Regions from separate parts of the Homo sapiens genome. Here region 1 is linked to region 2. A link is a loop called in an ENCODE intact Hi-C map of the cell type or tissue named here. Cell type or tissue: HCT116. All regions are shown on one strand. Links, peaks and the distances in the headings refer to the core of each region. The heading gives the core; the rest is flanking DNA. Region 1 overlaps SLC22A24 (solute carrier family 22 member 24). Region 2 holds the start of SLC22A24 (solute carrier family 22 member 24).

Evidence for each region. Hi-C counts contacts between places; a loop is a spot of excess contacts. Peaks named below come from ENCODE experiments on the same cell type or tissue, not always from the same donor. Only the 100,000 strongest peaks of a DNase experiment are listed, where the experiment ranks them.
Region 1: it touches region 2 in a loop (1.8-fold over the local background); 2 of 110 quality-filtered maps call a loop at or near these places.

Annotation. Positions count from the first base shown.
Region 1 is chr11:63,086,900-63,102,735 of GRCh38, forward strand. It overlaps SLC22A24 (solute carrier family 22 member 24), which reads right to left. Exons shown (of 10, transcript NM_001136506.2): 6 at 9,092-9,207. Among named protein-coding and RNA genes, the nearest start is that of SLC22A24, 49 kb to the right of the region's middle. In HCT116, for the core only: no CTCF peak of the experiment used is centred there; no DNase peak of the experiment used is centred there.
Region 2 is chr11:63,137,328-63,153,163 of GRCh38, forward strand. SLC22A24 (solute carrier family 22 member 24) reads right to left here and starts at 6,894. Exons shown (of 10, transcript NM_001136506.2): 1 at 6,051-6,894. The coding sequence starts at 6,452. In HCT116, for the core only: no CTCF peak of the experiment used is centred there; no DNase peak of the experiment used is centred there; H3K27me3 peaks cover 5,789 bases.

The sequences.
Region 1 (15,836 bases), core at 4,640-12,639, 49 kb before region 2:
AATATGGGATGTAGGTTTGGCAATGCTAACAGGGAACTTTATAGTTCCTTTGTAGTACTGTGCATTTATTAGGAAAAATGAAAGTTTGCAAAAAAAATGAATTAAGCTTTTCTGCCTGGAGGGCGCACACACACACACACACACACACACACACACACAGAGGGAGAGAGAGAGAGAGAGAGAGAAACCCAAGTAAGTAGAAGCAAAGAAATAATAAAAATAAGAGTAGAAATCAGGGAGGGGCCAAGATGGCCAAGTGGGAACAGCTCTGGTCTGCAGCTCCCAGCAAGACCCATGCAGATGGTGGGTGATCTCCGCATTTTCAACTGAGGCACCCAGTTCATCTCATTGGGACTGGTTAGGCAGTGGCTGCAACCCACAGAGGGCAGGCAGAAGCAGGGTGGGGCGTCAGCTCACCCGGGAAGTGCAAGGAGCCAGGGACTTCCCTCCCTGAACCAAGGGAAGCCATGAGGGACTGTGCTACATGGCCGGGTTACTACACTTTTCCTACAGTTTTTGCAATCTGCAGATCAGGAGATTCCCTCGTGTGCCTATACCACCAGGGCCCTGGGCTTCAAGCACAAAACTAGGTGGCTCTTTGGGCAAACACTGGGCTAGCTGCAGCAGTATTTTTTCATATTCCAGTGGTGCCTGGAACCTTAGCAAGACAGAACCATTTACTCCCCTCCCCTGGAAAAGGGGCTGAGGCCATGGAGCCAGGTGGTCTCGCTCAGTGAGTCCCACTCCCATGGAGCCCAGCAAGCTAAGAACCACTGGCTTGAAATTCTTGCTGCCAGCGCAGTAGTCTGAAGCCTGCCTGGGACGATGGAGCTTGGTGGGGGGAGGGGTGTGCGCCATTCCTGAGGCTTTAGTAGGCAGTTTTCCCCTGACAGTGCTAAGGAGGATGGGAGGTCTGGGCTGGGCATGGTAAAGTGGCTGTGGCAAGACTGCTTCTCTAGATTTCTCCTCACCGGGCAAAGCATCTCTGAAGGAAAGGCAACAGCCCCAGTAAGAGGTTTACAGACAAAATCCTCATTTCCCTGGAAGAGAACACCTGGGGGAAGGAGTGGCTGTGGGCGCAGCTTCAGCAAATTTAGTCATTCCTGCCTGCCAGCTCTGAAGAGCACAGCTGATCCTGACAAGAGTGATTCTCCCAATAGAGTGCACCAGCTCTGCTAAGGGACAGATTGCCTCCTCAAGTGGGTCCCTGACCCCCACGCCTCCTGACAGGGAGAAACCTCCCAACGGGGTCAACAGACACCTCATACAGGAGAGCTCCAGTTGGCATCAGGCTGGTGCCCCTCTGGGATGAAGCTTCCAGAGGAAGAAGCAGGCAGCAATCTTTGCTGTTCTGCAACCTCCACTGGTGATACCCAGGTGAAAAGGGTCTGGAGTGGACCTCAAACAAACTGCAGCAGACCTGCCAAAGAGGGACCTGACTGTTAGAAGGAAAAGTAACAAACAGAAAGCTACAACATCAACATCAACATCAACATAAAGGACTCCACACAAAAACCCCACCTAAAGGTCATCAGCCTCAACAATCAAAGGTAGATAAATCCAAGAAGTTGAGGAAAAATCAGTGCAAAAATGCTGAAAATTGCAAAAACCAGAATGCCTCTTCTCTCCAATGATCCCAACTCCTCTCCAGCAAGGGAACAAAACTGGGCAGAGAATGAGACTGATGAATTGACAGAAGTAGACTTCAGAAGGTGGGTAATAACTCCTCTGAGCTAAAGGAGCATATTCTAACCCAAGGCAAGGAAGATAAGAACCTTGATAAAAGGTTGCAGGAACTGCTAACTAGAATGACCAGTTTAGAGAAAAACATAAATTACCTGATGGAGCTGAAAATCACAGCATGAGAACTTCATGAAGTACATACAAATATTATAGCCAAATTGATCAAGCAGAATAAAGGATATCAGAGAATGAAGATCAAGTTCCTGAAATAACGTGTGAAGAAAAGATTAGAGAAAAAAGAATGAAAAGGAATGAACAAAGCCTCCAAGAAACATGAGACTATGAAAAGACACAACCTACGATAAATTGGTGTCCCTGAAAATGATGGGCAGAATGAACCAAACTGGAAAACACACTTCAGGATATTATCCAGGAGAACTTCCCCAACCTAGCAAGACAGGCCAACATTCAAATTCAGGAAATACAGAGAACAACACTAAGATACTCCTCAAGAAGAGCAAACCCCAAGACACATAATTGTCAGATTCTCCAAGATTGAAACAAAGGAAAAAATGTTAAGGGCAGCCAGAAAGGTCAGGTTACCTACAAAGGGAACCCCATCAGACTAAAAGTGGATCACTCTGCAGAAACCCTACAAGCCAGAAGAGAGTGGGGGCCAATATTCAACATTCTTAAAGAAAAGAATTTTCAACCCAGAATTTGATATCCAACCAAATTAAGTTTCATGTGAAGGAAAAACAAAACCCTTTCCAGACAAGCAAATACTAAGGGATTTTGTCACCACCAGGCCTGCCTTATGAGAGCACCTGAAGGAAGCACTAAATATGGAAAGGAAATACTGGTACCAGCCACTGCTGAAACACAGCAAAATATACAGAGCAATAACACTATGAAGAAAGCGCATCAACTAATGGGCAAAATAACCAGCTAGCATCATGATGATAGGATCAAATTCACACATAACAATATTAACCTTAAATGTAAATGGGCTAAATGCCTCAATTAAAAGACACAGAATGACAAACTGGATAAAGAGTCAAGACTCATCTAATGTGCAAAGATACACATAGGCTCAAAATAAAGGGATGGAGGAAGATTTATCAAGAAAATGGCAAGCAAAAAAAGCAGGAGTTGCAATCTTAGTCTCTGATAAAACAGACTTTAAGCCAACGAAGATTAAAAAAGACAAAGAACAAGGCCGGCCGCGGTGGCTCACGTCTGTAATCCCAGCACTTTGGGAGGCCGAGGCGGGTGGATCACAAGGTCAGGAGGTCGAGACCATCCTGGCTAACACGGTGAAACCCCGTCTCTACTAAAAATACAAAAAATTAGCCAGGCGTGGTGGTGGGCGCCTGTCGTCCCAGCTACTCGGGAGGCTGAGGCAGGAGAATGGCGTGAACCCAGGAGGCAGAGCTTGCAGAGAGCTGAGATCGGGCCACTGCACTCCAGCCTGGACGACAGAACGAGACTCTGTCTCAAAAAAAAAAAAAAAAAAAAAAAAAGACAAAGAATGGCATTACATAATGGTAAAGGGATCAATGCGACAAGAAGAGCTAACTATCCTAAATATATATGCACCCAATGGAGGAATACCCAGATTCATAAAACAAGTTCTTAGAGACCTACAAAGAGGCTTAGACTCCCACACAATAATAGTGGGAGACTTTAACACCCCACTGTCAATATTAGACAGAGCAACAAGACAGAGAATTAACAAGGGTATTCAGGACTTGAACTCAGCTCTGAACCAAGCAGACCTAATAGACATCTACAGAACTCTCCACCCCAAATCAAGAGAATATACATTCTTAGTGCCACACAGCATGTATTCTAAAATTGACCACATAATTGGAAGTAAAACATTCCTCAGCAAATGCAAAAGAACGGAAATCATAACAGTCTCTCAGACCACAGTGCAATCAAATTAGAACTCAGGATTAAGAAACTCACTCAAAACCACACAACTACGTGGAAATTGAACAACCTGTGCCTGAATGACTACTGGGTAAATAATGAAATTAAGGCAGAAATGAAGTTCTTTGCCCCAGAACTTAAAGTACAATAAATAAATAAATAAATAAATAAATAATAGCTATCTTAAAAAAAAAAGAAGTTATTTGAAACCAATGAGAACAAAGACCCCAAGTACCAGAATCTCTGGGACACAGGTAAAGCAGTGTTAAGAAAGAAATTTTGTAGCCCTGAATGCCTACCACAGAAAGCTGGAAAGATCTAAAACTGACATTCTAATATCACAATTAAAAGAACTAGAGATGCAAGAGCAAACAAATTCAAAAGCTAGCAGAAGACAAGAATTAAGAAATAAGATCATAGTAGAGTTGAAGGAGATAGAGACATGAAAAACCCTTCAAATAATCAATGAATCCAGGAGCTGATTTTTTGAAAAGATTAACAAAATAGATGGACCGCTAGCTAGACTAATAAAGAAGAAAAGAGAGAAAAAGAGGTATCACCACTGATCCCACAGAAGTACAAACTACCATCAAAGAATACTATAAACACCTCTACGCAAATAAACTAGAAAATCTAGAAGAAATGAATAAATTTCTGGACACACACACCCTCCCAAGATGAACTTAGGAAGAAGTCAAATCCCTGAGTAGGACGATAACATGTTCTGAAATTGAGGCAGTGAGTAATAGCCTACCAACCAAAAAAGGGCAAGGACCAGAGAGATTCACAGCCGAAGTCTACCAGAGGTACAAAGAGGAGCTGGTACCATTCCTTCTGAAACTATTCCAAACAATAGAGGAAGAGGGACTTCTCCCTAACTAATTTTATGAGGCCAGCATCTTCCTGATACCAAAAGCTGGCAGAGACACAACAACAAAAAAGAAAATTTCAGGCCAATATCCCTGGTGAACATCGATGAGAAAATCCTCAATAAAATACTGTCAAACTGAATTCAGCAGCACATCAAAAAGCTTATCCACCACGATCAAGTCAGCTTTATCCCTGGGATGCAAGCCTAGTTCAATATACACAAAACAATAAACATAATCCATCACATAAACAGAACCAATGACAAAAACCACATGATTATCTCAATAGATGCAGAAAAGGCCTTTGATAAAATTCAACACCCTTTCATGCTAAAAACTCTCAATAAACTAGGTATTGATGGAACATATCTCAAAACAATAAGAGCTATTTTTGACAAATCCATAGCCAATATCATTCTAAATGGCAAAAACTGGAAGCATTTCCTTTGAAAACCGGCACAAGACAAAGATACCCTCTCTGACCACTCCTATTCAACATAGTATTGGAAGTTCTGGCCAAGGCAATCATGCATGAGAAAGAAATAAAGGTATTTAAATAGAGAGGAAGTCAAATTGTCTCTGTTTGCAGATGACATGATTGTATATTTAGAAAACCCCATCATCTTAGCCCCAAAACTCCTTAAGCTGATAAGCAACTTCAGCAAAGTCTCAGGATACAAAATCAATATGCAAAAGTCACAAGCATTCCTATACACCAACAATAGACCAGCAGAGAGCCAAATCCTGAGTGAACTCCCATTCACAATTGCTACAAACGGAATAAAATGCCTAGGAATACAACTTACAAGGGACATGAGGGACTTCTTCAAGAAGAACTACATACCAGTGCTCAAGGAATAAGAGAGGACACAAACAAATGGAAAAAAATTCCATGCTCATGGATGGGAATAATCAATATAGTGAAAATGACCATACTGCCCAAAGTAATTTATAGATTCAATGCTATTCCCATGAAGCTACTAGTGACTTTCTTTGTAGAATTAGAAAAAACTAGTTCAAATTTCAAATGGATCAAAAAGGACACTGTATAGCCAAGAAAATCCTAAGGAAAGAGAATAAAGCTGGAGGCATCATGCTACCTGACTTCAAACTATACTACAAGGCTACAGTAACCAAAACAGCATAACACCGCACATCTACAACCATCTGATCTTTGACGAACCTGACATAAACAAGCAATGGGGAAAAGATTCCCTATTTAATTAATGTGCTGGGAAAACTGGCTATCTTTATGCAGAAAACAGAAACTGGACCCCTTTCCTACACCTTATATAAAAATTAACTCAAGATGGATTAAAAATTTAAATGTAAAACCCCAAAACCATAAAAACTCTGTAAGAAAAGCTAGGCAGTGCCATTCAGGACACAGGCATGGGCAAAGACTTCATGACTAAAACACAAAAAGCAATTGAAACAAAAGTCAAAATTGACAAATGGAATCTAATCAAACTAAAGAGCTTCTGCACAGCAAAATAAACTATCATCAGAGTGAACAGGCAACCTACAGAATGGGAGAAAATTTTTGCAAGCTACCTATCTGACAAAAGGCTAATATCCAGAATCTACAAGAACCTTAAACAAATTTACAAGAAAACAAACAACCCCATCAAAAAGTGGGCAAAGGACATGAGCAGACATTTCTCAAAAGAAGACATTTATGTGGCCAACAAACATGAAAAAAAGCTCATCGTCACTGGTCATTAGAGAAATGCAAGTCAAAACCACAATGAGATACCATCCCATGCCAGTTAGAATGGTACTCATTAAAAAGTCAGGAAACAACAGATGCTGGAGAGGCTGTGGAGAAGTAGAAACGCTTTTACACTGTTTGTGGGAGTGTAAATTAGTTCAACCATTGTAGAAGAGAGTAGTGTGGTGATTCCTCAAAGATCTAGAACCAGAAATATTATTTGACCCAGCAATCCCATTGCTGGGTATATACCCAAAGTATTATAAATCATTCTACCATAAAAACACATGCACACGTATGTTTATTGCAGCACTATTTATAATAGTAAAGTCTTGGAACCAACCCAAAGACCCATCAATAATAGACTAGATAAAGAAAATGTGGCACATATACACCATGGAATACTATGCAGCCATAAAAAGGAATGGAATGATGTCCTTTGCAGGAACATGGGTGGGGCTGGAGGTTATTATCCTTAGCAAACTAATGCAGAAACAGAAAACAAAATCCTGCATATTTTTATTTACAAGTGGGAGTTAAATGATGAGAACACATCATCACATAGAGGGGAACAATAGACACTGGGGCCTACCTAATTGGGGAAGGTGGGAGGAGGGAGAGGATCAGGAAAAATAACTAATGGGTATTAGGCTCAATACCTGGGTGATGAAATAATCTGTACCACAAACTCCTGTGACACGAGTTTACCTATATTACAAACCTGCACATGTGCCCTTGAACTTAAAATGTAAGTTAAAAAAATAAAATGCAAATTAAATTTACAATGTGATACTATATGCAGTCATTGGAATTATGAACTTAAAAGATTTCACAATAAGTCATATTGGCAAAATATGGAACAACCAAAATTCTTTTTTTCCTGTATTTAAAAAAAAATTTGTTATTATTATACTTTAAGTTTTAGGGTACATATGCACAATGTGCAGGTTTGTTACATATGTATACATGTGCCATGTTGGTGTGCTGCACTCATTAGCTTATCATTTAGCATTAGGTATATCTCCTAATGCTATCCCTCCCCCCTCCCCCGACCCCACAACAGTCCCCAGAGTGTGATGTTCCCCTTCCTGTGTCCATGTGTTCTCATTGTTCAATTCCCACCTATGAGTGAGAACATGCAGTGTTTGGTTTTTTGTCCTTGCGATAGTTTGCTGAGAATGATGGTTTCCAGTCCCTACAAAGGACATGGACTCATCATTTTTTATGGCTGCATAGTATTCTATGGTGTATATGTGCCACATTTTCTTAATCCAGTCTATCATTGTTAGACATTTAGATTGGTTCCAAGTCTTTGCTATTGTGAATAGTGCCACAATAAACATACATGTGCATGTGTCATTATAGCAGCATGATTTATAATCCTTTGGGTATATACCCAGTAATGGGATGGCTGGGTCGACTGGTATTTCTAGTTCTAGATCCCTGAGGAATCGCCACACTGACTTCCACAATGGTTAAACTAGTTTACAGTCCCACCAACAGTGTGAAAGTGTTCCTGTTTCTCCACATCCTCTCCAGCACCTGTTGTTTCCTGACTTTTTAATGATCGCCATTCTAACTGGTGTGAGATGGTATCTCATTGTGGTTTTGATTTGCATTTCTCTGATGGCCAGTGATGGTGAGCATTTTTTCATGTGTCTTTTGGCTGCATAAATGTCTTCTTTTGAGAAGTGTCTGTTCATATCCTTCACCCACTTTTTAATGGGGTTGTTTGTTTTTTTCTTGTAAATTTGTTTGAGTTCTTTGTAGATTCTGGATATTAGCCCTTTGTCAGATGAGTAGGTTGCAACAATTTTCTCCCATTGTGTAGGTTGCCTGTTCACTCTGCTGGTAGTTTCTTTTGCTGTGCAGAAGCTCTTTAGTTTAATTAGATCCCATTTGTCAATTTTGGCTTTTGTTGCCATTGCTTTTGGTGTTTTAGACATGAAGTCCTTGCCCATGCGTATGTCCTGAATGGTAATGCCTAGGTTTTCTTCTAGGGTTTTTATGGTTTTAGGTCTAAGATTTAAGTCTTTAATCCATCTTGAATTAATTTTTGTGTAAGGTGTAAGGGATCCAGTTTCAGCTTTCTACATATGGCTAGCCAGTTGAAGTGCACATTTGCACATCCAGTTTGGAATATTGATTGATAGTTCACTATAGCCAAATATACATGTGCCTTAAACCCAGGAATTCATAATAGCCCACAAGTGGAAAAAAATCCAAAACCCATGAACACCAGAATAGACAGATAACTTATGGAATATTCATATAAGAGAAAATGACCTACAATTAATTAAAAGACCAAATTACTGTTATGCAAGACAAAATGAATAAATTTCACATATTTAAAGGTACACAGATAGCATGATTCCATTAATATTAAATTCAAGAACCAGCAAATGTAATCTGCAGGGATAGCAGTAAGTACAGTTGGTGGTTTTGGAGAAGTATTAACTAGGGTGAAAGAGACATGAGAGATGATTCAGGATGCTGAAAATGAGCTTGTCTGGGTGGTGGTTACATAGTTTTATAGATTTGCAAAATTGATCTAGACAGCCAGTTGATGTAACTTCTTTAGTGAATAAAAAATTAGAAAATCAAAAAATTAAACTATGTTTTATGGTAAAACTTACTATCACCATAATATCCAGTGATAAACTTTGTGCTGGAATATGATGCTGATAAGTTTTAACTATGTGGTTAGGTCCCACTGTCCTGTCATAATATTAGGCTATCTAAAAATGTGGCACTTAGAGGCATACATTTGTATGTGATTTTCTCTTCTCTTATGTATTAAATGTCCTCCAAATGCTGCTGCTAATCTTTTGAAAGAAGAAACAGTTTTGTGTCTCCAATATTTTAAAGTGAATCATCACCAAATGGAACTTACCTCACAAAGCACAGGCCGAAGACTCTCATTCGCAATTTGGGTGCACGGAACAGGGAAAAAATGGATGTTTTAATTCGGACTGCATCCAACTCCTTCTTCATGGTGGATCTCACAAGCTTCAGCAACAAAAATAACAACAAGCATTTGTGAGATGTCAATAATGTGTCAGGCATAGTGGTAAGTACTAGAGAACAAGATAGACATATTGTAAACTATCCTCAAGGAAATTTCTGTCTAGTGGGGAATATGAGCATTAAATAATTCATCTCATGTGTGAAGTGTTACAAAAGGTGTAGGAAGAAATGGGAACTCAGAGGAATTATATAGGAATAAAACCAGGTTAAACACTGAGCCAGTGATAGGTAAAAGCATTAACAAAAATATTTGCATTATAAATCGGAGGAAATGAAACGGTATTTGTTTAAAGGTTAAAGGTTTCTTTCTTATCCACTGGGCATGAAATACTTGTCCTTCCTTTGTTATGAGAGAAGGTGTTTATTTTTATAAGTCAATAGCTTTCTTGAAAGCTGGGTCCACTTTATGATTAGCTTCTGAGCAATTATTCTCTAGATATGCCAGTCAAGTGTTTGCTATTGTGAACAGTGCTGCAATAAAAATATGTGTGCATGTGTCTTTATGGTAGAATGATTTATAATCCTTTGGGTATATACCCAGTAATGGGATTGCTGGGTCCCCTCATGAGTGGAGTGCACAGAAGTGAAGGCAAGGAAAAAAGTTGGGGATGTGTTGGTGGAGTATGATTTTTGCCTAAGCCAGATATTTGAAGAAGTGAAATATAGTTGTTGGAAAGGAGATGGTTTTAGGCTTGCACAAGTCTGGCTTGGAATTTCAGCCCTGCCATTTGATATATTACTTATCTCAGGTGCTTAGTTTTCTTATCATTTAGAAAATGAATTTAGCGTTTCTTTCATAGGGATTATCTAATAATTATCTGAAGTCTTACATGTAAATATAAAATGTATTTAGCACAGGAGTAGAAACATTATTTTTAAAAATAATATTAATTCATTTCTTACATTTATGATTTAGTGCAGGATATGGGAGACTTTTACATAGAGCTCCAGTAAGTAAATATTTCAGGCTGTGCACAGCAAAAGAAACTATCATCATAGTGAGCAGGCAACCTACAGAATGGGAGAAAACTTTTGCAATCTATCATCTATCCATCTGTCAAAGGGCTAATATCCAGAATCTACAAGGAACTTAAACAAATTTACAAGAAAAAAAAAACAACCCCATCAAAAAGTGGGTGAAGTATATGAACAGACATTTCTCAAAAGAAGATATTTATGCAGCCAACAAACATGAAAAAAAGCTCATCATCCCTGGTCATTAGAGAAATGCAAATCAAAACCACAGTAAGTTACCATCTCATGCCAGTTAGAATGGCGATCATTAAAAAGTCAGGAAACAACAGATGCTGGAGAGGATGTGGAGAAATAGGAATGCTTTTACACCATGGGAGTGTAAATTAGGTCAATCATTGTGGAAGATCGTGTGGCAACTCCTCAAGGATCTAGAACCAGAAATACCATTTGACCCTGCAATCCCATTACTGGGTATATACCCAAAGGATTATAAATCATTCTACTATAAAGACACATATGTTTATTGCAGCACTGTTCACAATAGCAAAGACTTGGAACCAACCCAAATGTGCATCAATGATAGACTGGATAAAGAAAACGGGGCACATATATGCCACGGAATACTATGCTGCCATGAAAAATAATGAGTTCATGTCCTTCATCCATGTCCCTACATGGATGAAGCTGGAAACCATCATTTTCAGCAAACTAACACAGGAGCAGAAATCCAAACACCATGAGTTTTCACTCATAAGTGGGAGCTGAACAATGAGAACACATGGACACAGGGAGGGGAGCATCACACACCAGGGCCTGTTGGGGGATGGGGGGCAAAAGGAGGGAAAGCATTAGGACAAATACCTAATGCATGTGAAGCTTAAAACCTAGATGATGGGTTGATGGGTGCAGCAAACCACCATGGCACATGTATACCTATGTAACAAACCTGCATGTTCTACACATGTATTTCAGAACTTAAATTATAATTTAAAAAGTTTAAAAAATGGAAATAATATCAAGCATCATCTCTTACCACAGTGGAATAAAACTAGAATTCAGTAACAAGAGAAACTTTAGAAACTATACAGACACATGGAAATTAAACAATATGTTCCTGAATGACCAGTGGGTTAATGAATAAATGAAGACAGAAATTAAAACTATCTTGAACCAAATGAAAGTGGACACACAACATACCAAAACCTATGGGACAGAGAGAAAGTGGTACTAATTGCAAATTTATAGCAATTAGTGCCTACATCCAAAATGTATAAAAACTTCAAATATTGGCAGGCACAGTGGCTCATGCCTATAATCTCAGCACTTGGGAGGCCAAAGTGGGTGGCTCACTTGAGGTCAGGAGTGTAAGAGCAGCTTGGCCAACATGGTGAAAACCTGTCTTTACTAAAAATGCAAAAATTAGCCAGGCATGGTGGCACATGCCACCCAGCTACTTGGGTGGCTGAGGGAGGAGAATCACTTGAACCTGGGAGCTGAAGGTTGCAGTAAGCCAAGATTACACCACTGCCCTCCAGCCTAGGTGACAGAGTGAGACTCCATCTCAAAAAAACAAACAAGCAAGCAAACAAACAAATAAAAAAACTAAACAATCTAATGATGTGTCTTACAGAATTAGAAAAACAAGGGCAAACCAAACCCCCAAAATAGTAGAAGTAACAAAGATCAGAGGAGAAAGAAATGAAATTGAGAGAAAACAATACAAAAAATGAACAAAAGCTGGCTTTTTGAAAAGATAAACAAAATTGACAAACTTCTAGGCTAAGAAAAAAGAGAGAAGACTCAAATAAAATCAGAAATGAAAAAGGTGACATTACAACCAATACTGCAGAAATTCAAAGGGTTATTAAAGGCTGGTATGAGCAACAGTATGCCAATACATTATAAAAGCTAGAAAAAAATGAATAAATTCCTAGTCACATGCAACTTATCAAGATTGAACCATGAAGAAATTCAAAACCTGAACAGACCAATAAGAAGTAATGACATTGAAGCCACAATACAAAGTCTCCCAGCAAAGTAAGCACAGGAACTGATGATTTCGCTGATGCATGTTAACAAATATTTATTGGTTTTTATTTATATTTAAAATTTTTTTGAGTTGCTGTCTCACTGTTTTGTCCAGGCTGGAGTGCAGTGATGCTTTCATGGCTTATAGCAGCCTCAACCTTCCAGGCTGAGGTGATTGTTCCATCTCACCCCCTGAGCAGCTGGGACCACAGTCTGTACCACCACACCTGGCTAATTTTTAAGATTTTTTTTTTTTTTTTTTTTTTTTTTTTTGTAGAGATAGGGTCTATGTTGCCTAGGCTGGTCTTGAACTCCTGGACTCAAGCAATTCTTCTGCCTTGGCCTCCCAAATTGCTGGCCTTACCAAACATTTAAAGAACTAGTACTAATCCTACTCAAACTATTCTGAAAAAATACGGGAGGAGAAAATACTTTCAAACCCATTCTGTGAGGCCAGTATTACTCTGATACCCAAACCAGACAGAGACAGATAAAAAAGAAAACTACAGGTTAATATCCCTGATGAATATTGATACAGAAATCCTCAATGAAATACTAGCAAGCCAATTTCAATGACACGTGAAGAAGACTGTTTTTCACGGCCAGGCAGAATTTATGACCAGGAATGCAAGGATGGTTCGACATATGCAATTCAACCAATGTGATACATCCTATGAACAGAATAAAGGACAAAAACTGCATAATCATTTCAGTTGATGCTGAAAAAGCATTTGATAAAATTCAACTTCCCTTCATGATAAAAACTCAAAAAAATCTCAGTATAGAAGGAACATACCCCAATATAATAAAAGCCAGATATGATAGACACACAGCTAGTACCATAGTAAATGGATAAAAACTAAAAGTCTTATCCCTAAAATTCAGAAAAAGACAAGGATGCTCATTTTCACTACTGTTTTTCAACATAGTACTGGAAATCCTAGCTAGAGCAATCAGACAAGAGACAGATATAAATGGCATCCAAATTGGAAAGGAAGAAGTTAAATTATCTTTGTTTACAAATGATATAAGCTTATATTTGGGAAAGCCAACACTCCACAAAAAACTATGAGCTGATAAACAAATTTAGTAAAGTTGCAAGATACAAAATCAACATAAAAAATAAGTGGCATTTCTATATGACAACAGTGAACAATCTGAAAAATAAATTAATAAAGTAATACCATTTGTAATAGGTACAAATAAAATACCTAGGAATAAATTTTTAATCAAAGAAGTGAAAGAGCTCTACAATGAAAACTATAAAGCACTGATGCAAGAAATCGAAGAGAACACACAAAAAATGAAAATATATTCCATGTTCATGGATTGGATTAATCAGTATTGTTAAAATGTCCATACTACCCAAAGCATTCTACAGATACAATGCAATATACCAATGATATTCTTCACAGAAATAGAAAAAATAGTCTTAATGTTTTAGTGGAACCACAAATGACTTAGAATAGCCAAAGCTACTCTGAGTAAAAAGAATAAAACTGGAGGAATCATGTTACCTGGCTCTAAATTATACTACAGAGCTGTAACTACCAAAACAGCATGGTACTGGCATAAAGACACAGACCAATGGAACAGAGTAGACAAGCCAGAAATAAATCCCTACATCTACAGTGAACTGATTTTTGACAAAGGTACTAAGAAAATACTTCAGGGAAAAGACAATTTCTTCAATAAATGGTGCTGAGAAAACTGGATATCCATTTGCAGGAGAATGAAACTAAGCTCTCACCATATAAAAAATCAAATCAAAATGGATTAAATGCTTACATCTAAGATTGCAAACTATACATCTACTATAACAAAGCACTGGGGAAACTCTCCAGGTCATTGGTCTGGGCAAAGATTTCTTGAGTAATATGCCAAGCAGAAGCACAGGCAGACAAAGTAAAACTGGATAAATGGGATCACATCATGTTAAAAAGCTTCTGCACAGTAAAAGATATAATCAACAAGGTAAAGAGACAGCCTGCAGAATGGGAGAAAATATTTGCAAACTACTCATCTGACAAGGGATTAATAACCAGAATATATAAGGAGCTCAACCCTCATACACAGTTGGAGGGAATGTAAATTAGTACAATCACTACGGCAAATATTTTGGAGGTTACTCAAAAAACTGAAGATAGAACTACCATATGATCCAGCAATGTTACTACTTGTTTTTTTTTTAAATTACACTAGGTAAGTGTTTATTAAATTAATGCTACTCTTCAAAAGTTGCATATAATATTACACTAGGCAAGAATCAATGCTGCTATTCAAAAATTGTATATAATATTATACTAGGTAAGTGTTAATTAAATTAATGCTGATATTCAATTATTAATATCAAACAAATTAGAAATAAAGCATAAGTGTTAGCTTAATATGGATCACTACTATAAGGTAAAAAGATTCAAAAAGCCCAGGAGTTCCATATGATCCAGCAATGTTACTACTTGGTTTTTATCCAAAGGAAATGAAATCAATATTTGAAGAGATATCTGCACTTCATGTTTATTGCAGCAACATTCACAATAGCCAAGATATGGGGGCAACCTAAGTGTCCATCTACAAATAAATTGATAAAGAAAAGTTGATACGTATACATGGAGTACTATTCAGCCATAAAAAGAATGAGATTCTATAATTTGCAGCAACATGGATGAAACTGGAGGTCATTATGTTAAGTGAAATAAGCCGGACACAGAAAGATGAACTTTTCATGTTCTCAGGAACATTTGTGGGAGCTAAAAATTAAAACAATTGAATACATGGAGATAAAGAGTAGAAGGATGGTTAGCAGAGACAAGAAAGGGTAGTTGTGGAGGGGGAATAAGGTTGGTTAGTGGGTACGAAAATATAGTTAGATAAATTGAATAAGGTCAAGTGTTTGATGGTACAACAGTGTGACTAAAGTGAACAATAATATATTGTACATTTAAAAATGACTAAAATAGAATAATTGAATTGTTTGTAACATGAAGAAAGGATAACTGCTTGAGATCATAGATACCGCATTTACTCTGATGTGATTATTATGCATTGTATGTTTGTATCAAAATATTTCACATACCCCATAAATATTTATAACTACTATGTACCCATAATAATTAAAATCAAGAAAAAAGAAATGGCTTTGGAATACTGTTATGAAAACATGGCCTAGAGATTGTTTCTTAAGATCCCAGAAAGATAAAAGAGTCAGTGTATTATTCAGAAACAAGGGGCCCTCTAAAGAGATTAAAAATATGTCTCTCAATAAAAAAAATACAGCCTCTAGGATACTCAGATGCACTGGTCTGTCACCCATCTCAGCAGGAGCCATAGGTAGAATAGAGCTTATCTCAAAGATGTTTGTTGCTGTGAATTTTGTCTAACAAAAATAAACCCCAATGGGTTGACAGGTGATCTGCCATGTTTTTGAGAAATCTTTGGTGGAAAAAACACTGCACACATGATAGCGTGGGATAGAGACAGTACAAAATGAAAAAGCCTGTGTAACCCCACAAATCTTGCTGGTGAAAAGCTGAATAAGAGTACCATTCAGCTGCAAACATGTTCTTTTTCATGAGAGGGAAGAAAACTCATAAATTGTATCCAAAAGG
Region 2 (15,836 bases), core at 3,185-11,184:
TTGTGTGTGTTTGTATATGTGAAAGGGATCTCACAAGGGGTTGTTGGTGGAAGTCCAGTAGCCCTACCTCAGAGAACCTTCCTTATTTGTCTGGTTATATTTGATGACCCTAAAAAAGGCTCAACAGGCCTGTCTCTCATGGTAACTATCTGCTCTTTGCCTTGCCCAGAGATCCCATTGTGAATTACATTTGCAGGTTATCTCTCCCCACCTGGAGTGGATCAAAGGCAACAGGGACCAACAGGAAAAATGTTTGAGCTTTGCCAGGCTGATATTGGGTACTGAATGAGGTGACTAATGTCTGTTTTGTATGTGTATTTTGCTGGAATGGAAAATGTTAATTCAGTTACCCATGCAGCCCATTGGGCAGCATCTTGCAAATTAAGAATCTTGTCTATGTTTCCATAAAACAGGAAAGTGTGATTTCCTCTTTTAAAGTGGCATGAACCCCACAGCTATAGCACAAGTGAGCAGGATCATCAGAAGCCACTCCATTCTTCTGGAAGCTGCAGAGAAAGGGAAACTGGAAACCTGATATACCAGCAAAAAGGGTAAGAAATTCTTACTGGCCAAGTTTCTGGTCTCTCTCTGTCTTTCTCTGTCTTGGTAAATAGTAAACTATCTGTCTCATCTGCAAGGGTTTGATTAATAAAAAAAGGATTTATGAGACTAATCTTAGGCTGTAGCATATCTGGTATAGTTTGTGCTAAGAATTTGTCTTTCTGTGTTCTGTAATGGAGAGAGGGGTATCAACAGGATAGAACGTGGGTTTAGGACCTCTATAAGCCTGCCTTTCAAGCCAGCTCAGCAGGCTGGTCAGTTACAAACTTTGCTATGGATCCCTGAAGCCAATACTGTATGAGATTTCTATGTCTTGTTTTGTGTCCTTAAGAGCTCAACCTTGTGACCATGCAGGGATTCTTTCTTTTTGTTTCCACCATCCAGAGGACAGAAATTTTGGGGTTCATGTCATAGTCCTACAATTTTTTCCTGACCAGTTAAAGCTTCGCAAGCTTGAAATTGGCTTCTGAGGCCGGGTACGTGGTGGCTTACACCTGTAATCCCAGCACTTTTGGAGGCCGAGGCAGGCAGATCATAAGGTCAGGAGATCAAGACCATCCTGGCTAACACGGTGAAACCCTGTCTCTACTAAAAATAGAAAAAATTAGCCGGGTGTGGTGGCGGGCACCTGTAGTCCCAGCTACTCGGGAGGCTGAGGCAGGAGAATGGCATGAACCTGGGAGGTGGAGCTTGCAGTGAGCCAAGATCATGCCACTGCACTCCAGTCTGGGCAACAGAGCAAGACTCTGTCTCAAAAAAAAAAAAAAAAAAAAAAAAAAAAGAAATTGGCTTCTGTACTCTCCTTCTGGGAAAAGCAATAGAAACTGCTCAATGCTGTATAGTTCAATAGCTAAGGCTTTATCTTTTGATAATGGTGGCCTGGGTTCAATTGTTGGCTTCTGGAATGATTCCTTCCTGGTTTATTTGTGTAACTTTGCCATTTAATAAGGTTTTTTCCCCCCCATGGATAGCTTTTGATTTCCTCTGTTGAATTTTCCTTTCTCTGAACTACCTTGTAGAGATTCTAAATCTTGTAAAAACAAACTGCCTACCATGTCTTTAAAGCACCTAGGAGGTTACCTTTGGTAAAGTTTAGAAATATTGGCTGCTTGGGTAATAAGAGATCTGAAAGGATTTTTTAAAAGAGCACTGTGGTTAAAAGTCAGCTTAATTAAAAGTGGATAAGCAAGTTATAGGCATATTTAAAAGGCCTTTATGTTTTTCTCTTCTTGGAACTTGTTTTTCTGGAAAAAGCTTTTTTCTTCTCAGTCAACTGAAATATTTTTCTCCATTTTTTTTTGTCTTGCCACTCTTAATGCACACACGAGGGGCCCTAAGATAATTTCTGGTAGCCTGGAACTCCTTGGGAAAAACAGAAGGTGCCACAGACACCGTTTCGGAAGAAAGCTCTGTTTTCCTCATGAAACCCCAGGAATTAAAAGCGGATAGATCCCTCTCAAAATGCTGTGTTCTGTTTCGCATTGTGTCATCTGACAGTTTTGAGTTTTAGGGGTATCAGAAATTACTTTTCATTATGAAAGAGCTTGGTGTGTAATAACTAGGTAGGAAATATACCTTAGGGGATGGCTAATAGTAGTTATGGAGGAACACTTGACTCTTTGCACACCTGGATCAGAAAAGCATGCTCTTGGCTACCTGGAAGATATGGAAACATCCCCAACCCCCAATGAGAAATGAGACTCTCATGGGGGATGGTCTAATTATAAGATGGGCTGATTGTCTGGGTTGCCTTGCAAGGAAATGCACAGTTGGTAAAAGCACCACACTGACTTCTCCCAAAGTATTTCCCTCCTTTTAGGGATCCGATCCAGGATCCAGTATAAAATGGCACCCCTAATTTTGGGGATCTGTCTTTGCCTTCAGCTGTGATTAGGCCCTAGAAATGCATGCTCTCCTGGCCCTTTTCCTCCAAGGGCTCTACCTGGAAGCCAGTAATCCAATTAAGAAACTGGCAAATGAAAAATCTTACAAGTACTGAATATTCTCTTTATCTGTATTTATATGTTTTTTTTTGTGTGTGATATTTATATGTAAAAGAGCTCTGATTAATTAGCTTAGAAAAATAAGAGCTTAATATTTTGTCAGAAAAATAGAAACTTTAATGACTTTTTGTTCACATGTCTTTAGTAATCTTTTGGAAATAGAGACAGTTTTTTTGTTTTTTTGTTTTTTTTTTTTGTTTTTTTTTTTTGAGACGGGGTCTTGCTCTGTCACCAGGCTGGAGTGCAGTGGCACAATCTCAGCTCATTGCAACTGCTGCCTCCTGGATTCAAGCAATTCTCCTGCCTCACCCTCCTGAGTAGCTGGGACTACAGGCACACACCACCATGCCCAGCTAATTTTTGTATTTTTAGTAGAGATGAGGTTTCACCATGTTGGCCAGGATGGTCTCAATCTCTTGACCTCATGATCTGCCCACCTCGGCCTCCCAAAGTGCTGGGACTACAGGCGTGAGCCACCACATCTGGGCATAAAGACAGTTTTAAAGATTATCGGTAAAACAAAGTGTCTTGAAAATATAGACATTTGGTCTAAATTAAGGCCAGATATCAGATCTGCTAAATGCCTTAAGGTCAAACTGTTTCCTTGACCTTTGAAAATCATTCAGTTTACCTACTTTGGAGCATTAGATTATAGATGAGGCTTGGGGACACATGAAGAGCCTCGCCCTTAGCTATGCTGAAAAGAATTAGATCTTATCTTCACTTCTATCTGATGTCCTAGGCTTCACCCCAGTACATAATTAAAATTGCTTACTTATCAGGTTTTTCACTAAAAAACAAAAGTAGCAAAGAGTTAACATTGGAATATGAAATTGAGATTACTGGAGAAACAGTTTGACATACAAGGTGCGTAGGGAATGTGTTTTTGGTAAAAGTTTATAAGAAGGCATAAGAATATGGCTTTTGTTAAAGGGAATGTAATTTTTTCTGGTTTAGAGGGGGTTTTAAAGACTGTCTTAAACTAAGAGAGAATAAGACAAAACTGAAAGTTTAAGCAAAGTGAAAAGGTTTTGTAAAGCGTTAATCTTATAAAAAATTCTGTGGGTATACACAAGTTGGCTAAGATGTAAAAGAAATTATTTAGCTTTTTACAATAGGTTAGAACACTAATCATACTGATGTGGGGCCAGAATCTGGGCCCATGTGTCCAAATAACAGGGTTTTCTTAGAAAATTGATGTGCTGTTTGATTGAAAATTGTAAAGCGTTCTAAAAAGTTTATAAAAATCTTATCTTATGGTCAAACTAATTAAAACTGGATAGAGATATAAAATTTTATTTTAAAAAACAAACTTTAACATTAAAGATGCACTAATGCAAACATGAAATTTGGTTTTCTCTTTTGAAGACAATTTTTATGTAATGTTAAAAGATAATGAAAGGGTTTTGTTTTCTCCTTTGGGTAAACGGCAGGAAATAAAAGGAGGAGAGGGAGGAGACAGATTTAGTTGGCCTCATGCTATCTTCGTTGGGTTTTGTTTGGAAAGCTAACCCCCCTCCATCGGAGTAAAGGATACAATTGGAGAAACTGGTCATTTTTCCAAGGCTTTGACTGGAATGGCATGCTTCTTGTAAAGAATCAAAGTTGACTTATGGAACCAATTAAAACCCACTGGGGAATCTGGCCTCATACCTTGTCCAGACAGAGTCCCTGTACAAGGTTCCTGACCTGTGTTAAGTAAAGAATGTCACTTTCTAACAGGCCCAGGAACCCCAAGTTATCTTGAGGAGAGGACTTTGTTCAACTCATAGGTATCTGAGGGTTCAAACCCATGGCTGGGCTCGGCTTTTAAAAAGCCTTATCTGAGATTCTTCATGGAACAGAGTTTCATCAAAGCCAATTAAAAAAGCCTAAGTGAAAAATAATTATTCTTGCTGCACTTTATGCAAATAATCAGGCCAAGTACAGTGAAACTAAAGTTTGTTTTGTAAACTGTAAGTCAGTTCTATCATAATTTGTTTTTAATAAAAATAGGGACTGGAGAGAGAAAAATTATGCTTCAAAAGAAAAACTATATTACACTTTTGTTAGCTGTTCTTGATGTTTTTTTTTCTGCAGGTTAGACTAAATTCTAAATTATTTGTGAGTTAGAAGGCCCCAGACAAATGCTTTCCAATCTTTGCTTTTAAAATTGGGAATTGTACTCCTCATCCTAGGACTCATTATTTACCTTATAGCATGCTCTTCATTTAAATACTGTACTAAAACTATAGATGAGAGTACTAATATTTTTGCCACACAAGCCTTGGAAGCCCATCCAGGCCTGCATGAATACACTCAGTAGCAAAGCAGTTCCACTCTTCTCACCTTGGGGTTCACTCCCATTCCCATTATGTCCCCTGTCAGCAGGAAGAAGCTGGAGTGATAGATGGCCTTTTCCCGTCTTCATAGCCTACATCTTAAGATTAAGGTGTTATAAAACCCAAAGGGAGGGATTGAAACTGCCTTTGCAAAATTATGACTGAGACCGTGAAAGAGATCTAACTTAACCGACTCCATCTTGCTTCTGACCTCCAAGCTGTCCTTGTGCATTCCTGGGCATAGGCTGAACTAACTTTGGGAGAAACTTAGTTTGTAGTTTATAGTTTGAACAAAGACAGCCTTTCCCAAAGCAGACCTCCTTCTTGCCTGGGGACTAGATTAACGTTAGCCACAGGATTAGAAATTATCATTTAGTAGTCACACAGCTGGAGGCTACAAGATTCTGACCCTCCCTAAACTGCTCCTAAGATCAGTGCTTGAGATATTTTGCAGATCCCGCACTTGATGGATCAGCTGTCACCACCCAGATCGATAAACTGGCTCATCTGATCTTGTGACCCCCACTTAGGAAGTGACTCAGCACAAGAAGGCAGCTTTGACTCCCTATGATTTCAGCCCTGATCAGTCAGCACTCTTGGCTCACTGGCTGCCCCCCAACCACCAAGTTATCCTTAAAAACTCTGCTCCCCGAATGCTCAGGGAGACTAATTTGAGTAGTAATAAAACTCTGGCCTCCCTCAAAAAACAAAAAGCAAAAAACAAAAACAACCAAAACTAAGTATCTCAACAACATTTTGTAGGAGAAACACTTTCACAACCAGCAGAATGCAGAAAAATTTGTCAAATCCCAAAGCGTGGATATTTATGTTACAGAATTAACAAACTTATTTCTCATTGCCAAAAATGTGTTGATTGTAATGGTTCCTATTTTGATTAATAAAGATGTGTTTGAGCCTAGTTATAATGATTTAAAATTCATGGTCTAATACCACAATTTACTTTTACACCAATATAATACTAATACACTTGGCTGTATCGTAGAGTATTAATAGATAATCAGGTGCTGCCACCTGCTAAAGGAATGAAGAATGAGCTGACTGCAGGTCCCATCTAAGGACTAAAGGTATAAAGCAAGTCAATTTTTTTGTGTTAACTCCAAACACTTTAATCATATAAACAGAAGATTTACATGGGGCCTCTTACCTCAGTCACGATGGTGGAGAGGAAAGAGCTTCTGTCGTACACCCAGCCATCCACACAGGGCTCCGTGTCTGGCTCATTTGTGTTGGGGAAGGTCCCGTTCAGGTGAAGGAGCTGCCACTGGGGATGGATAAAGCGCTGACACTTCTGTGGCCTCAGGTTTGAGTCCAGTGGGATGGAGATTCTCAGGAGGTCATCCTTGCTGAGGGTCCCGGTATCATTGTCAGACACAGTGTCATTGTCCAGGAGGGGGACCCAGCAGCGATGACTAGGGGTGAATGCAGTGAAGTTCTCCAACACAATATTAGGGAACAGTAGGATGTTGGTGATGCAAAAGAAAGCTATCAGACAAATCTGGAATCTCCCCATGCCACCCACTTGATCCAGGAGCACATCAAAGCCCATTGAGACTGAACAGGTGATCCCCAAGAGGAAGCACAATGACTTTATGAAGAGAAGTTCAGAGGGAGAAAATGTCCCCTTTCACAAAGTTACCATAGTGCCATGTGGATCCTGACACTGCTTTCTTCTTGGTGGGCCCTGCACTGAGTGGTGTGACACTACTGCAGAAGAGCAGTGGAAGGACTTTCCCCAAGTCCTTTAACTTTAGGCAGCCAAATAGTTTCAGAAGTCACAGATATAATTATTTGGCAAAGAGACTGCTAGCTGTTGACAACTGAATCTTCTTAAAAGACTACTCTGTGAAAGATCCTGATCTCTGAGTTTCCTGATAAGTCAACGGTGGATTTTCAGGTGGATGCAGTCCCCACGTGACCTAAAATACACCTGTTCAATAGTCTGCCATTCTTCTTAGAAATGGGATATTAGAAAATCCAAAGTGAATTGCTTTATGATGTTCTTGTACAAAGATCAGAGAGCAGGGCTTTTTTTGGACTAGGACTGAGTTTTACTAAAAGTTAATAAAAACTATTCTTAGTTAAAGGAAAGTGGAATGTTGAGTTTAAACATTGACTTTTGCTAAGTGTAGTTCTGCTTCAGTTCAAGTCATACCAATGACAGGGCTTTAAAGATTTTTTAAAATAGGGAAATTAGGATAAGAAACAAAGAGAAAGGAAATAGTGCTTTTATGTATTATAGTAGTATATTTCACCAGATTTATTGATTCATTCAAATATCATTTTGGGCTTTCTGGTGCTATTGCTGTAAATAAAGCAATGTTAACTTACATATATTTATTTATAAGTTTAAAATAAAATTTGAGCTCAATGTCTCATATAAATGATAGGTTTGTAAATAATTGTACTGTAATGTCATCATATAACTATAAGGAAGATACACAGTGTGCTATGGAAGATTAAGGAGAAACTGTTTAATGATACCTGGATAGATGCCATGGAGCAGGGGAGTCATCCCTCTACAAATTAACTTTACCTACTCTTTTTTTTTTTGAGACAAAGTATCACTCTGTCACCAGGCTGGAGTGCAGCGGTGGGATCTTGGCTCTCTGCAGCCTTGACCTCCTGGGTTCAATCAATTCTCATGTCTCAGCCTCCCAAGTAGCTGGGATTACAGGCATTCACCCACATGCCCAGCTAATTTTTGTATTTTTTATGGAGAAGGGGTTTCATCATATTGGCCAGGCTGGCCTCAAACTCCTGACCTCATGTGATCTGCCCACCTCAGCCTCTGAAAGTGCTGGGATTACAGGCATGAGCCACCATGCCCAGCCAGCTTGACCTACTCTTGTGGGAAGATTCTTGAGATAATGAAGCAGTGGATGAGGGACTGCAAGAGTCAATTTTTAAATGAGGGAATAATAAGTACACAATTACAGTTAAAGGTGTGGCATAATTGTGTACCTACAAGGATATTCAAAAGCTAGCAGCTAAATAGCATGCACGGATATAATGGGAAAAGACAGGTTGATTAAAAAGAAACCCAAAGAAACAAACAGAATCTCCAGAATTTATTCTGCCTACAAGAAGTTCTTATTTTTGAATTTCAAACTGGTCACCCGTGAAACATCTTAAGATGCAGATTCCTGGATGGGTGCAGTGGCTCACACCCATAATCCCAGCTACTCAGGAGGCTGAGGCAGGAGAGCCACTTGAACCTGGGAGTGAAGGTTGCAGTGAGCTGAGATTGTGCCACTGCACTCCAGCCTGGGTGACACAGCAAGACTCTGTCTCAAAAAAAAAAAAAAAAAAAAAAAAAAAAAAAAAAAAAAGCAGATTCCTGTCCAGCCTGCAGAGATTCTCTGTTCAGGAAATGACTTTCATGGATCTATTCCAAACAGGAAATCTAATACATCACAGGGTTTTGTTGTAAATTGTTAGAAATGTTTTAGTTCACTAGGGCTGCATAACAAAATACCACAGACTTAACAGAAGGTGACTTTACAGAAGTTTATTTTCTCACAGTTCTGAAGGCTGAAAGTCTAAGATCAAGGTGTCAACAGATTTGATTTCCTCTGAGCCTCTCTCTTTGGTTTGTCAATAGCTGCCTTCTCGTCATGTCCTCACATATTCTTTCATTTATGCATGTGCACACCTGGTGTTCCTTCCTCTTCTTATAAGGACACTAGTCATATTGGATCAGGGCCCCACCCTATGGGTCTCATTTTAACCTATCCCCAAATATGGTTGTATTTTGAGGTATTAGGGGTTGGGACTTTGACATAGGAATTTTGGGAGTGGGAGACACAATTCACCCCATAATGGGGTTAGACAATCACAATTATATTTTACTAAAGTTACTGACACAGTGTAAAAATAGTAAGAAGTGAACGTTCCAGCAAGGCAAACCATTCAGAACCACAAGAATAAAATGATGTAAAGAATGATTACAGCTGTGAATTCACTGAGTATTCGCTATAAGTCGATTCTGTTGTAAGCACTTTTAATGTTTTCCTTATTTTAGTTCTCACCCTTGTTATCTACATTTTACCCCTGAGAAAACAAAGGACTAGACACATTAAATAACTTGCCAAAGGATATACAGAGTGTAAGTGGTAGAGCCAAAATATGGACCATGGTAGTCTAAAGGAAAATCTCTTACTCACTTTAATAAATGACTTATTTTCTTTTTCTTTTCTTTTATTTTATTATTATTATACTTTAAGTTTTAGGGTACATGTGCACAACGTGCAGGTTAGTTACATATGTATACATGTGCCATGCTGGTGCGCTGCACCCATTAACTCATCAGTAAATGACTTATTTTCATCTCATAAATTAAATGATTGTTTTTATGCTCAGAAACAACGATGGCCTATCTAGAGTCAAGATGGCTGGAAGAGGAGAGGCTGAAACCATTGTGCCCCATCCCCCAAATCTCCCATGAAACACAGAAAATTTAAAGGAGAGGAAATTAGTAAGTATCATGGTGACCAAGTATAGACACAAAAAGGAATAAGAAGGAATGTTCCATAGGTCAAAATAGTGATGTATCTCTAGAGTAATGAGTAAGTAAAGAAGCATGCAGAGAAAAAAGCATTAGTAAGGACAATAATGATCACTAGCAATATATTGTCATTTCCTATGTGCCAGACACTGGGCTGGGTGATTTCTGTGCATGTTATTTATTCCTCACAACAACCCCGTGAGATGGGTATTACCCTCCTTGGTTTACAGGGAAAATGTAACATGGACAAGTGTTGTAATATGCCCTATTAAGTTGACTGGGATAGTAAGATGTGAACACTGTATAAAGCTTAAAAAGTCTGGCAGGGAGTCCAGTGTTGGGTACACAGTGGAAGATTAGACTGGTGGCAATTAGGAAACTATGGGTGATGATACAAACACCCACCTGTAAAATTCTCATTCCACCCTCATGGCACCCAGGCTTCTTCTGTTTCACAGATTCTACAATCATTTGGACAAAAGAAGCCCAGGTACTGTAATGTCAGCATGAGAAGTTTATGTCTTATTCAAATGGAAGAGAGGTGAAGTCTACTCACTCTTGCTGAGGTTGAATTCCTATTGTGCACCACCACAGCTATCTCTCTGTTTTATGTGCCTATAGGCTGTTATGTTCATCTATTTATCTCTCATTTCCTTCCAGCATTATTGATTGTTTTGCTGGCTTTATATAGTTTCTTTAGGACACTTACATTGACTTGCTACTGTGCTCAGTTCTTTCCTTTGATCTCACTGACACCTTTCAGTATTACATGGCAGCAAGACTAGTTTTAACATCCATGTTTTCTTAGTGGAAACAAACTGTATACTGAAGGACATGGGAAGCTTTGGTAAGGCAATACTACTGTAAAAACTGAGGCCTCCCCTATAAGCCTGCATAGGAAGATGCACCAGGAAGGGCTGCCCTCATCTCTGAATACACCTGCCAGTGAATCAATGGAATCAGAACCTTACCTATCTTTTGGGGAAGCAAGGAAAGCCAGGACACAGACAAAATAATTCTGTAGTGTAAGATAAGCTCCATTAAGAAATCACCAACCTCCTGACATACAAACGGACAGTGATGTCTCTCAATTTGAAAAGCAGAAACCAAAATAAACTTTGATGAACCCATTTTCTCCTTAAGCTACTGCCCTATTACCTGATATTATTGACAGCAAATCTTTTCTCACTTTCTTCCCTTCCATTTACATTTTAACTCAATCCTATCAGGCGTTTATCACCAAATTTCTTCTTAGTAAGGAAGGTCTTAATGTTTTCCATATTATTAGATCCAAATGTTTATGTGTTGCAGTTGATAAATTCTTCTTCCTGGAAACATTTTTCTCATTTGGCCTCCCAGATTTCTACTCTGTTTTTATTTTACTAATTCATTCCAGGCTCTAGTTTCTCAGTCTTCTGTGCTGAGTCTTCAAACATTGGAGTTTTGGAGGGCTAAGTTCTTTAACAATTTCTCTTGTTTACATGTACTCACTTCCTTAATTTATTTTCTAATGCTTCTATCTTAGTCAGTTGCATGTTGCTATAAAGGAATACCTGATGCTATGTAATTTGTAAAGAAAAGAGGCTTATTTGGCTCATGGTTCTGCAGACGGTATAAGGATTGTGGCATCAGCATCTACATCAACTGTGGGCTTCAGGCTGTTTCCACTGCAGAAGGTGGAGGGAAGCCAGGGTATTGTGGAGGTCACATGGCAAGAGAGGTAGCAAGAGGGCAGTTGGGGAGATGCCAGACATTTTTTAATAGCCAGTTCTTAAGGGAACTAATAGATTGATAACTCACCCACCTTCAAGAGAGAGCATTAATCTATTCATGAGAGATCTGCCTCCACTACCCAAATACCTCCCAGTGGGCTCACCTCCGATAATTGGGGTCAAATTTCAACATGAGATCTGGAGGGACAAACATCCAAACTATAACAAACTCTTAGATTTTTATCTGCAGCAAACTACTCCCCTAAACTCCAAGTTTTAAAAATTGCTTTACCTTCAAATGACGCCCAGAATCTGACTTCTCCTAACTACCAGCCTACTACCTCCCAAGTCTAAGTCCCTCTCATTTCTCACCTGGACTATTCCCCTGCCCCGCTACCTTTCTTCCACACAAATTGCAGAGTATACCGTTTCCAATTTGTCATGTCATGTCAAATCTCAAATACCTCCTGTGGCTTCCATGTCCTGCAGAATAATGTCAACCACCCTACTACCTTCAAGGTCTTATTAGATTTAGTCCCTTCTGTCCCTTTACCCATATGACTTTACCTTATTTTTCTCTACCCATACTGGCCTTCTTTGTGTTTCAAATGATGCTAGGCAATTTCCACTCCAGGATTTCTGCATTGACTTTTCCACAAAATGCCTCAAAAATTCCATCAGTTCTTTCAGTTCTCCAGTCAAATGTTACCACATTTGAGAGGCCTTCCCTATGTTGTCTCCTTACATATTGATCTAGATGCCATCTCTCTCTCTACGCATATCCTTATTCTGTTTCATTTTCTTCATGCCATTGAGCACTACCAGCCATATATTTGCTTATTACCTATTTCCCCACTACTTGAATGTACTTCCAGTGAAATAAAACAGTCTGCTTTGATCTTTCTTGTATCCTCATCATCGTGAAGAGTTTTTGGAACATGTTAAGTGCCAAATAAATAATTGTGGAACACTGAACAAAGAAACATGAGACATTCCAAGATATTGGCAACCCATCGTAAAAACCACATAATATCATTTATTCAATAGAATTTGATATGGGGAACTAACATGCAAAGTTCAGACAAGGAATGGTAAAACAACTCAGACATCAGCAATGGAGGAAGGTGCTACTACACGAACTGGAGAACAAGTAGAAGAGTTAATGCCACCTGTATTCAGGTGCTAGGATCACCCAGAGGAACCTAGAGGAAATGCGCTAGATGGGTGGGAGCTGGAACAACAGAGGAGATATTGTCACTGATGTAGGTCCTGCCTAAATCAAGGGGGCTTCTGCCTTCCTTTTGCTCTCCAATATTCCACCGTCTTTTATTGCCTGGCCCTAACCACAATCAAATTGCCAACAGAATCTGGAAATGTAGTGTGATGGTTAATTTTAGGTGTCCACTTGACTCGATTAAAGAGTACCTAGAGTGAGGTTTTCCAGAAGAAATTAGCATGTGCGTCTGAGTGGACTAGGTGAGAAAGATTCTCCCTCAATGTGGGTGGGCACCGTCTAATCTGCTGGGGGCCCAAACAGAACAAAAACAGAGAAAAGGTAAATTATTCTCTCTCTCCAGAGCTGGGATACACTTTTCTTATCTTGCTTTGGATATCAGAACTCCAGCCTATCTGGCCTTTGAACCCGAAAACTTATACCAGCAGCTTCCCAGGTTCTCAGGCTTTTGGTGTTGGATGGAGAGTTACACCATTGGCTTCCCTGGTTCTGAAGTCTTCAGACTTGGACTGAGCCACATTACCAGCATACCAGGGTCTTCAGCTTGCAGACAACTTGTCACAGGATTTTTCAGCCTCCATAATCACATGTGCCAATTATCCTAAGAAACCCCTATCATTCATATATATATATATAATATATGTCATATATGTAGGAATGTCATATATGTCATATATGTATGAATACATATATCATATATATATTCTACTGGTCTGTCTCTCTGTAGAACCCTGATTCATACATGCAGTTTGCAAGGACATCTCCCTGGTTATTACCTTTACTTATATTGGGATTCCACTTTAACAAATGCTGTGGTATTCACCTATATTTGTTTTCAGAGTGTGCTATATTTCCATTATGATTTCCTAAAAATGCCTTTCTGCCTCCTCTATATGTTCTGCTTCCTGAATCATTTAACAGGTATTATACTTTGTGCACAGACACACCTATTTTGTTTATTGATCAGTCTGTTTGCTCCTGTTCTCATACCTCATTGTTTTTATTCACTCGTTTTGTATATGCTTAAAATCTGGCAGGGAAAGTCATTTAGCTTTGTTCTTCTTTTCAAAATTAGAATAGTTACCAGCAAATCTACATTAGTCTATATAAATTTTTAACCTTGTATGAGTATTGAAATTTACATATAGAAGTGTACCTAAAACACGTGTGTGTGTGTGTATATATATATATATATTTTTTGAGACAGAGTTTTGCTCTTGTCGCCCAGGTTGGAGTGCAATGGTGTGATCTTGGCTCACCGCAACCTCCGCCTCCTGGGTTCAAGCGACTCTCCTGCCTCAGCCTCCCGAGTAGCTGGGATTACAGGCATGCACCACCACGCCTGGCTAATTTTGTATTTTTAGTAGAGATGGGGTTTCTCCATGTTGGTCAGGCTGGTCTTGAACTCCTGACCTCAGGTGATCCACCCGCCTTGGCTTCCCAAAGTGCTGGGATTACAGGCGTGAGCCACCGCACCCAGCCACGTGTGTATATTTAAAAGAATTATTATAAACAGAACATGTATTTAACCACCATTCAAATGACAAAATCTAACTTAAGCGTAATTAAGAAAACACCTGTGTGCAACTTCAGAATAAATGTCTTCCTGCTTTTCTGTGAGTAACCACTTTTTAGATAATTGTAAAAATAATTTACAGGCATATCATTTTTTGTTTATGGCTCCTTTATCTTAGGTAAAATTTACACATTATGAAATATACAAATCTTAAGTGCAATTTCAAGGTATTTAAATAACTTCGCTTAGCAGTGTAAACTGCAATCCTCTCAACATGCAGAACAATTTCCTACTCCCAGAAAATTCTTTTTTTTTATTATTATACTTTAAGTTCTGGGGTACATGTGTAGAACGTGCAGGTTTGTTACATAGGTATACATGTGCCATGGTGGTTTGCTGCACCCATCAACCCATCACCTACATTAGGTATTTCTCCTAATGCTATCCCTCCCCTAGCCCACCACCCACCAACAGGCCCCAGTGTGTGATGTTCCCCTCCCTGTGTCCATGTGTTCTCATTGTTCCACTCCCACTTATGAGTGAGAACATGTGGTGTTTGGTTTTCTGTTCTTGTGTTAGTTTGCTGAGAATGATGGTTTCCAGCTTCATCCATGTCCCTGCAAAGGACATGAACTCATCCTTTTTTATTGCTGCATATTATTCCACGGTGTATATGTGCCACATTTTCGTTATCCAGTTTATCATTGATGGACAGTTGGGTTGGTTCCAAGTCTTTGCTATTGTGAACAGTGCTGCAATAAACATATGTGTACGTGTGCCTTTATAGTAGAATGGTTCGTAAACCTTTGGGTATATACCCAGAAATGGGATTGCTGGGTCAGATGGTGTTTTTAGTTTTAGATCCTTGAGGAATCGCCACACTGACTTCCACAATGGTTGAACTAATTACACTCCCACCAACAGTGTAAAAGTGTTCCTATTTGTCCACATCCTCTCCAGCATCTGTTGTGTCCTGACTTTCTAATGATTGCCATTCTAACTGGCATGAGATGGTATCTCATTGTAGTTTTGATTTGGATTTCTCTAATGACCAATGATAATGAGCTTTTTTTCATATGTTTGTTGGCTACATAAATGTCTTCTTTTGCGAGGTGTCTGTTCATATCCTTTGCCCACTTTTTGACGGGGTTGTTTGTTTTTTTTCTTGTAAATTTGTTTAAGTTACTTGTAGATTAGCCCTTTGTCAGATGGATAGATTGCAAAAATTTTCTCCCATTCTGTAGGTTGCCTGTTCATTCTGGTGATAGTTTCTTTTGCTGTGCAGAAACTTTTTAGTTTAATTAGATCCCTTTTGTCAATTGTGGCTTTTGTTGCCATTGCTTTTGGTGTTTTAGTCATGAAGTCTTTGCCCATGCCTATGTTGCCTATGTTCTGAATGGTATTGCCTAGGTTTTCTTCTAGCGTTTTTATGGTTTTATGTCTTATGTTTAAGTCTTTAATCCCTCTTGAGTTAAGTTTTGTATAAGGTGTAAAGAAGGGGTCCATTTTCAGTTTTCTGCACATGGCTAGCCTGTTTTCCCAATACCATTTATTAAACAGGGAATCCTTTCCCCATTGCTTGTTTTTGTCAGGTTTGTCAAAGATCAGATGGTTGTAGATGTGTAGTGTTATTTCTGAGGCTTCTGTTTTGTTTCATGGGTCTACATATCTGTTTTGGTACCAGTACCATGCTGTTTTGATTACTGTAGCCTTGTAGTATAGTTTGAAGTTAGGTAGCTTTGTTCTTTTTGCTTAGAATTGTCTTGGGTATATGGGCTCTTTTTTGGTTCTACTTGAAATTTAAGGTAGTTTTTTCTATTTCTGTGAAGAAAGTGAATGGTAGCTTGATGGGTGGGCTTCTTCCTAGATCAGTTTTGGCTGCTAGCCCTTATCTCTTGACTACAGATTTTTTCATTTTCCTTTAATTTTTTAATTTTAATTTTTAACTTTTTACTTGGTATATA